Linked DNA regions of Mus musculus: region 2 is linked to region 1. The links are chromatin contacts, found by Hi-C in ENCODE. All regions are on one chromosome and are shown on one strand. Each heading gives the region's core, a stretch centred on a gene start or an enhancer-like site at or near the end of the contact. The rest is flanking DNA. Distances are from core to core; before and after follow the strand shown. Region 1 holds the start of Capzb (capping protein (actin filament) muscle Z-line, beta). Region 2 holds the start of Rcc2 (regulator of chromosome condensation 2).

Region 1 (3,625 bases), core at 1,011-3,510:
GGCATCAGATCCCATTACAGATGGTTGAGAGCCACCATGTGGTTGCTGGGAATTGAACTCAGGACCCCTGGAAGAGCAGTCAGTCCTCTTACCCACTGAGCCAGCCCATCCACCCTGTTTTTTGACCCAGCGTCTCTCATAGAATTCGTCTTCTCTCTGTATAGTCCTGGCTGTCTTGGAGCTTGCTATGTAGAGTAGATTGGCCTTGAACTCCCAGAGATCCTCCTGCCTCTGCCTTCTGAGTGCTGGGATTATAGGTATATACCACCATAGGCCTTTCTAACTGAATTTGGAGTTTGCCATTTGGCTAGGCTGGCTAGTCACCAAGCCCCAGAGATCCTCCTGCCTTTCACACAGCATTGGGAATATCTCTCCAATACACAGCTAGCTGTACCTGGCTTTTACATGCTGTGGATCAGAGAGGTCCCTATGCTTGGACAGCAAGCACTTTACCCACAGTGCACTTCCCTAGGCCCAATATGTATGCTTTAAAAAATTCCCCGGTGTGTGTGTGTGTACATGTGTTTTATGTCTGTTCCCATGCAGGAAGGCATGTATGTGGGAAACTGAGGGTAACCTCAGGTATTGTTTCTCTGACATTAAAATAAAACTGTCTGGGACACACAAATAGCTTTCTGAGGCCCTCCCTAGTTACCCTGTAGTCCAGCACACAGTAGGCTCACTGCAGTTTGCTGCTCACACACAATTTAGGCTGGCCACAGTGGCCTCTGTGGATACCTAGGTGCTGACAATGGGCGCATGGTCTGCTCCATCCCCACCTTCAGCTATCTGGTCAAGCGTTAGTTTCTGAGTTAAAGCCCCCTTGGACCATCCTCCAAAATACCACCACAGGGCTCGTCTGTCTACCTGCTCTATCCACTGTTTTTCCACATCTCACCCCCAATACTTTATTAGATAGGGTACCTGGTCTCTGACCAGGTTTCAAGCTTGAAGGGGCCTTAACTCAGGACAGGGGTACTTACCCAGGCTGTAAGAGGCTCTATTCCTGGAGGTGAAATCTTACCCACAAGCCATATGCCATCATGGGCTATTTTGCTCAAAGCTGTAATTTCTCCAGCCTGCTTCCTACACAGTGCTTGGCCAATAGCTACATGATAAATACTTCCGGTGTAATGACCTTCTAAGTGCCACTCCCTTCTCTGAACTCCTGTAATATTGGTCTATGTCATTCTTGAGAGACTTACCTGGACGCTTTCTTTGCTGGTGGCTGTCCCTGCAAGCTTTCACTTGACTATAAGCTCAGAGGCCTAGGGCACAGTTTCCCCTCAGATGTTTTCTGATCTCTTCTCAGGACCTGATATGACTCTAAACGGAGGGTGAGCAAGCCGTGTAGGGGGTTGTTATAAACAAAACGTGCAATTCTAGGGCTCCTGAGTTCTAGATAACAAAACAAAATTCACTCTTTTGAACAGCAAATTTCTGGTTGGGGCTGCAGTTAAGTGGAAGAGCTTAGCCTAGCCTGCCTGAGGCTCTACGTTCAATCTTCAGACCTGAAAACAAAGAGGGATTTCTGAGTCACTATATGATTCGAGAGAGATACTCATTTAGGGAAACGGGCTGATTCTCTGTACATAATGTAAAAAAGTATATGAAACAGCATTTATTGAACCCAAATGTTCTAGTCTTCTTACCCGGGTCTTTCCCACAACTACTCTGGTAGCTATGAAGTGCAGGCAGGGATCCTTATGGCTTATTCACTTGTCATCTTTTGGTACCTAAAAGCTGCCCGCCTGGTCCTGATAGCAGGTGTTCAGCAACAGGGGCGGCAGAGCCGGCTTCCCCATGCAGGTTCCGCTCGCTCTGTAGGGGCCGGGCCTCGTCCGGCGCACCAGTTCCGGGTCCGGGTGGGTTGCGGAGGGCCGGTCCCCTCCTAGTTTCGGCGCCTTCCGCATCCTCCGCCCAGGGGAACCAGTGAACCGCTCCACCCTCAGCTAGCCCGCGTCCTGCAGCTGCGAGAAGCGAGGCTGACAGTCAGAGGAGGGACGCAAGTAGACCCAGTCCCTCCGGAACGCCACAGCCCTGGCCGCGCAGGAGCGTTGCGCCTGGCCCGCCCCTCCTGAGACAGGACACGCCCACTCGACCACAGGGCCTGCCCCCGTCCCCGCCCCCCGCGCGGCGCTCCATACTTGGCGATCGCTGCGGCCCCGCGCTCTCATTGGTCGGGAGCTGGCGGCTGGGGGGCGGGTCGGGCTGGCCGGGGCGGGGAAGGAAGGTGGTGGCTGCCCGGCGCGGGGGGGTGGGGGGGGGAGGGGGGCGCTGACCCGGATGTTCACTCTTGGGCACCCGGGGAAGTGGAAGCGCAGGGCCCTGCTGCGGGGGGGAGAGCCACAGACGCCGGGACAGGGACCGTCGCCGCCGCCGCCACCATGGTAAAGGGACCCCTTCACGGCTCCATCCCGGGACCCCTCTCACCGCCGGAGCTCGCGTCCACTCCTTCGCCGACCCGCCCGGCCCGGGAAGGGTGGGGATCCGGGGTGGGGGAGGGGCGGGGTCCCGGACCCTAGGCAGACGCCACTCTTCGGGTCCGGAGTGGGCGGCGGGAGGCCCTGATAGCCTATGACCCCGCCCTGGGCTCCATGTGGAGCCCAGTTCTTCTCCCTGCAAGTCCAGGCTAGTCTCGCCTATCCCAGGCTAGACCTTCCTTCCTTCAGGGGCCAGGCCGGGCACCCCTCTCGCAGGCCTTCATCCCATGGGCTGTACTTGGGCTCCTGCCTCGGCCCCAGGGCCCAGGCTAGGACCGTGGTTCTCGCTCCAGTGGTCCAGTCTAGGTCCCCTTCCCCCAAACTCTTCTCCTCTCCATGGCCCCAGTCTGCACCCCGATAAGCCCTTTCCAGTGAACTCTGCCTAGGTTTGTTTCCTTCACCGTCATGGAATCTTCTCTCTGCGGTCGGTCCTCAAGTGTGGCCTCTCTACTCCAGCTGTGTTCCCCCCCTCCCTGCACCTCCCTGTCCCCGGCCCTAGCCGTCCCCTTCCCCCGACTTCTCACGACTTAGCCTAGCCTGCGTCAGCCCTTCGCTGCTCTCACCCTCCCATCTAGACCCTGCTTGTTCCGTGTCCTGCTCCTGACCCAGGTGTCCCCTCTCCTGTTCCTAGGAGGCTCTTTCTGGGCAGCCTCTGGCGAGCGGGGGAGAGCCCCAGCCAGGGTGGGGGTGGTCTGGGTACTGAGCCTTTCCTAGGTTTGCCCCTTTCTGGGGAGGCCGCTTCGGTGTGAGTGAGCAGGCGAGCGAGGGAGAGAAGGGCGGCATCTGTATGCCCGGAAGGCAGAACAGGGCATTTCCCTTGGGAGGGCCTAGTGGTAGTGCGGCTAATAGAGCGCGTCTTGAGGGGTGCCCTGCCTGAGTGGGGAGCAGAGTGCTGACGGGTTGGTAAGCCAACTGGACAGGGGTGAACTCACAATTGCTCTTGTGAGGCCGCAGCCCTGGGGCTAGGGGGACACGGAGCTCAGCAGCCCAACCTACGGCCTGGACACGATGCATCCTAGCAGGCGCAGCCTTCCTTTCCCCCTGAACTGTCAGCTTGTTAGAGTTGGGACTGCTGATTATGGAGGTGCCTCGGAGCAGGTGAGCAGAAACTCACAGGCCGGAGAGCTCCCGGACTCCACTCA
Region 2 (4,196 bases), core at 1,502-4,001, 1.5 Mb after region 1:
GATGACGCAGTGAAACCACCAGTTCAAGGCCAGGCTGGGCTACACAGGGAAACCTTGCTTCACGAACATGGTAAAACAGCAGCAGCAACAACCACCAAACCAAAACCAAACCAAAACCAACAATTCCAGTGTGTGTTTGTGCTACAACGTAATTGCGGCACGGATCAGCTGTATTCAAGGGCTCAGTGGCTTCCCAGGTTCCTGGTTCACAGCGTAGATAGTTTGTGAATCCTCCTGTCATGGTCCAGTTACCCAGACCATCAGAATTCATCTCTGGAGCTGAGAGTGTGCATCTGTGGTGGATAGAGTGCTTGCCTAGCATGTAAGAAACCCCAGCTTTGACTCCCAGCATCTTATATACGGTGGTACATGTTTGCAATCTCCGAATTCCAGAGGTCAGGCTGGTGAATCAAAAAACTCAAGGTATATTATATGAGACCAGAGACTCCTTGGACTACAAGTGGAACTTTCTGTGGTCCAGCTGGATGGACCACAGCTCTGGGAAGGACCCTGGTTGCCGCCGAGTTTAACTTTTATTAAGGAGCAGCAGAGGAGACTAACAGTAAGATGGCCCATATTTCCATGTACAAACGGAAGCCGGGCATTTGTGCTCAGATAGAATTTGCTCTCTCTTCTCTTCTTTCTTCTGTCCCGAGCAGACGCTCAATTAAAATGAAGTAAAAAGCCCAAGCACAAGTGTATGTTGGAGGGAGCACTCCCTGCATGGCCCGTAGGTGCACCTCACTCTGTCACATTGGTTACATAAGGTGAACAGCAGCCTACATGTTCGCCTTTTCGTGTGTGCGCCCGCACCCCCATCTCAACCAGGGGCATCACTCGGGCTTTCCCTGGGTCTGAAATAGTGAGGCATGGAGTGGCAGAGAACACTTTTCCCATCCGACGAGGAGGGCTGGTTAGTGGGTGTTATCCTCTGAGTGCTCTTCTTCCTTAGCACAGCCTCAGGAAAAACCAGTTTTGGAAGCACCACACCTTGGGTCAGATGATGCAACGTGATATTAGCGTCGGGTTGCATCAGCGGTTCTGACGCATGTGCCTTTTACGCCGGCAGAAAGCCGTATAATGGGGCAGGAGAAAGAGAGAGAGACTCGCTGCCTAAAAACCTTTTAAAGGCACCCTCAGCGTTTCTAATTGGCCACACAGGGTGTTGTCGGGAGGATAACCGCCCAACCAGCCACCACCCCCGGACAAGCTCCGGCGTGCCATTTCCTGAAACCCGGACCTGACGGCACACTTAGGCAGAATTCTTTTCTAGTTGGTTCTAATGTTTTATATCAAAGCATCACGGCTTAATCTCTTCAATCTTTTCGAATGCCAGGTCTATTAAGAGGCTTTCAGACGGTGCTTCTAATATCCCTGAAACGCACCAGTTGGTGCTCATTTTCTGAGTTGTTTTACATAAGTGCTTCCACCCAGGCTGGTGACTTTGATCAAATAACTTAGATTTGGTTCTCCAGGATTCTCCGCCTGCCTTCAAACGTTTGGTCCTGTGCACCCTCCCCCCGCCCCCATCCCGCTTCTTGATGTAATTAAGAACGAACTGCAAAGACCCTAGAAACTCTCTCTAGTCAACCAAGGAAGTTGCCAAAAAAGAAACTTTCAGTGTTAACTCGGGCGCTCGAGAGAGAGAGAGAGAAGTAGGAGGATCAGGTTCAATGTCAGCCTGGGCTACACGGTCAGTTTCAGGCCAGCCTGGGCTACATGAGACGGAAACAAAACCCCAAAGAAAAACATTTGTCAGAAGAGAAAGTGACACTGAGATGCAAACCTTCCCCTAGTTCCAACCAAGCCGATCGTGCACGTGGCTTGTCGGGTCCTGTGAGGGGGGCCCTGTCGACTCCTCAGCCTTGACCCCAGCACCTCTGGCCACTTCTCTTCCCGGATTCCTAGACCCTGCACTGTCCCACGGGGTAGGGGAAAGGTTTCCTCTCCCACTTCTGCCAGGTCAGATTCTTTACAATTTTAAAACTCAGCTCTCCCAGGGAACGCCTTCCTTGATCCTGGAACCCGGTAAGTACCATGCTTTCAGTAATTTCTTAATCTTTCCTCTTACTTCGCCTTCCAACTGGGCAGAGATCTTGTTCTCCAGGTCTGTATTCTAAGCTTCTAGCACCTTTGCATCTAGTCTTGCTTGTACTGAGGCGCGGTAAATACGTTTTTAAAATGAAGAAAATTCCCATCACAAGTACTTTCAAGTCCACCTATGCTAATTACTAATTTCATAGTACGTCCCCCAGCTAATTACTAATTTCATACTACACCAAACCTTTATGTAACTTGATCATTCTAACAGCACCCGGCTGCACACTCTGGACGCATCCACGACGTATCAAATCTACCCTGAGTCTGCACAGGAGAAAGTTACTCAAATTGTGTTCATTTTTCATTCCCATCACTCAATTAGGGCACGTCCCTCGCTGGCTGCTGCGTGAGCAAAGCAACTATTTTCCAGCGAGTGTCCTCAGGTGACCTGTCTAGACGCTCAGGGGGAAAAAACAAGAGAATCTGACACTCTCCCGAGCCCCGAAGACGCCTTGTGACGCGCAGGCCGCGCTGCGTGCAAGGGCGTGCGGAGCGCGCAAGCGGCGGGGCCCAGCGGGGCCTGCGGCGTGGCGCCGGGCGTCCGGGACGCAGGCTCGGGTGGGCGGCCCGGCTGGGCGGTGGGGTCCTCCGGCCGGTAGGGGGCGCGCGCACCCGGGGCCCCTCGCCGCCCGCCGCGCGCGCGCTCGCTTGCCGCCCGGCCGCACATGTGTTTCTGTTTTGTGTTGTAGCATTTGTTCTGGAAGCTCGTATTTACATTTTAAGTGTATCTGGTGAGTGGGCTGGAGCCCTCGTCCCGGCCGGGGAGAGAAGAAGCCTTCGACCCCGTCTTTCAGTCGCTTCCCTCCTCGTTTCTCATCACTCCAACCAGGTAGGGGCTGGAAACCGTCTGGGACCAGTTTGCAGGGTCTGGGAAAGTTTTTTTTTTTTCCTCTTTTTTTTTCTCCTCTCCCTCCCCCTTCCCCCCCGAGAAAGGTTAAAAAAAAAAAAAAAGACGCTGGGGAAGGGGGGGTTGGGGGACGGAATGAATAAGAAGGGGAAGGAAGGCGGATCCACGTGGTTTAATCGGAGACAGACAGAGATCCCATTGTTCAAAATCAATAAAAAAAAAAAAAAAAAAAAAAAGCAGACGGGGCGAGCGCCGGGCCGCGGGGGCCGGGCTGGGGCCCCACGAAAGTTCCTCTTTTCGCGCGTGCTCGCAGGTGCTTGGGGCCCGGCCGGGGTACAGGGGGGGGTCCCCGCGTGGCGCGCGGCGTGGGGAGGGGCGAGGGAGCAGCAGGTGGGGCGGCCCACGCCGCGCCGCGCGTCCCCTCCCCCGCCCCGCAGCCCGCCCCGTGTGCATTGTGCGCCCCGTGTGTCTCCCGCAGCCCGGCGACCATGCCCAGGAAGAAGGGGGCGGCCTGGGAGGAGCCGAGTTCGGGCAACGGCACGGCGCGCGCGGGGCCCCGGCGACGCGGCGGCCCCGCGGGCAGGAAGCGCGAGCGGCCCGAGCGCTGCAGCAGCAGCAGCGGCGGCGGCAGCAGCGGCGACGAGGACGGCCCGGAGCTGGACGGGGCCCCCGGCGGCGGCAAGCGCACAGCCAGGCCGGCGACGGCGGGCAAGGCGGCCGGCGCGGCCGCGATCATCACGGAGCCCGAGCACACGAAGGAGCGCGTCGTGAGTGGGGCGGGGGCGGTTGGCGGTTTTGGGGGGGAGGGGCGCCGTGGGGTCACGCCCCGCCCCTCCCCCACGCCGCGCGGGGGAACTCCGGGGAGCCAGTCCCGGGCCGGGGGAGGGGGGGGACCGGGTGTGCGCGGCCACGCGGGGGCTGTCAGTCCCTCCTTCCCCCCCGTGCGTCCACCCCCCTCCTCCCCCCCACCCCCGCGTCTCTTCCTCCCCCCGAGGGGGGAGGGCAGTCCGCGGGGAGCAGCCGGCTCGCGCCGGGGCTTTGAGGTTCCCGCCGCTGCGGCTCGGGCGCCCCGGGGGGGCGGGGCCTGGCGCGCGGCGCGCATGCTCCGTGTTAGCCCGGCGCGGTCGGCCCGGCCGGTGCGCGCGGGGCATGGTGGGGGCCCGCGCGGCGCGGCCGTGAGCGCGCATGCTCCTCGGAGGCCCTCCCCACCCCGGGGCTCCCCTCCCACCCGCGACCCCCCGCGGAGCGG

Evidence for each region. Hi-C counts contacts between places; a loop is a spot of excess contacts on that map.
Region 2: a map of regulatory T cell shows a loop between it and region 1 (5-fold over the local background). The contact joins the promoter of Rcc2 here to the promoter of Capzb in region 1. A Hi-C loop is called at or near these places in 2 of 37 maps with a recorded cell type or tissue (T-helper 2 cell and regulatory T cell).

What each region holds. Positions count from the first base shown.
Region 1 is chr4:139,190,639-139,194,263 of GRCm38, forward strand. Capzb (capping protein (actin filament) muscle Z-line, beta) reads left to right here and starts at 2,261. Exons shown (of 9, transcript NM_009798.4): 1 at 2,261-2,390. The coding sequence starts at 2,388.
Region 2 is chr4:140,698,722-140,702,917 of GRCm38, forward strand. It overlaps Rcc2 (regulator of chromosome condensation 2), which reads left to right and starts at 2,752. Exons shown (of 13, transcript NM_173867.5): 1 at 2,752-2,929; 2 at 3,426-3,714. The coding sequence starts at 3,436.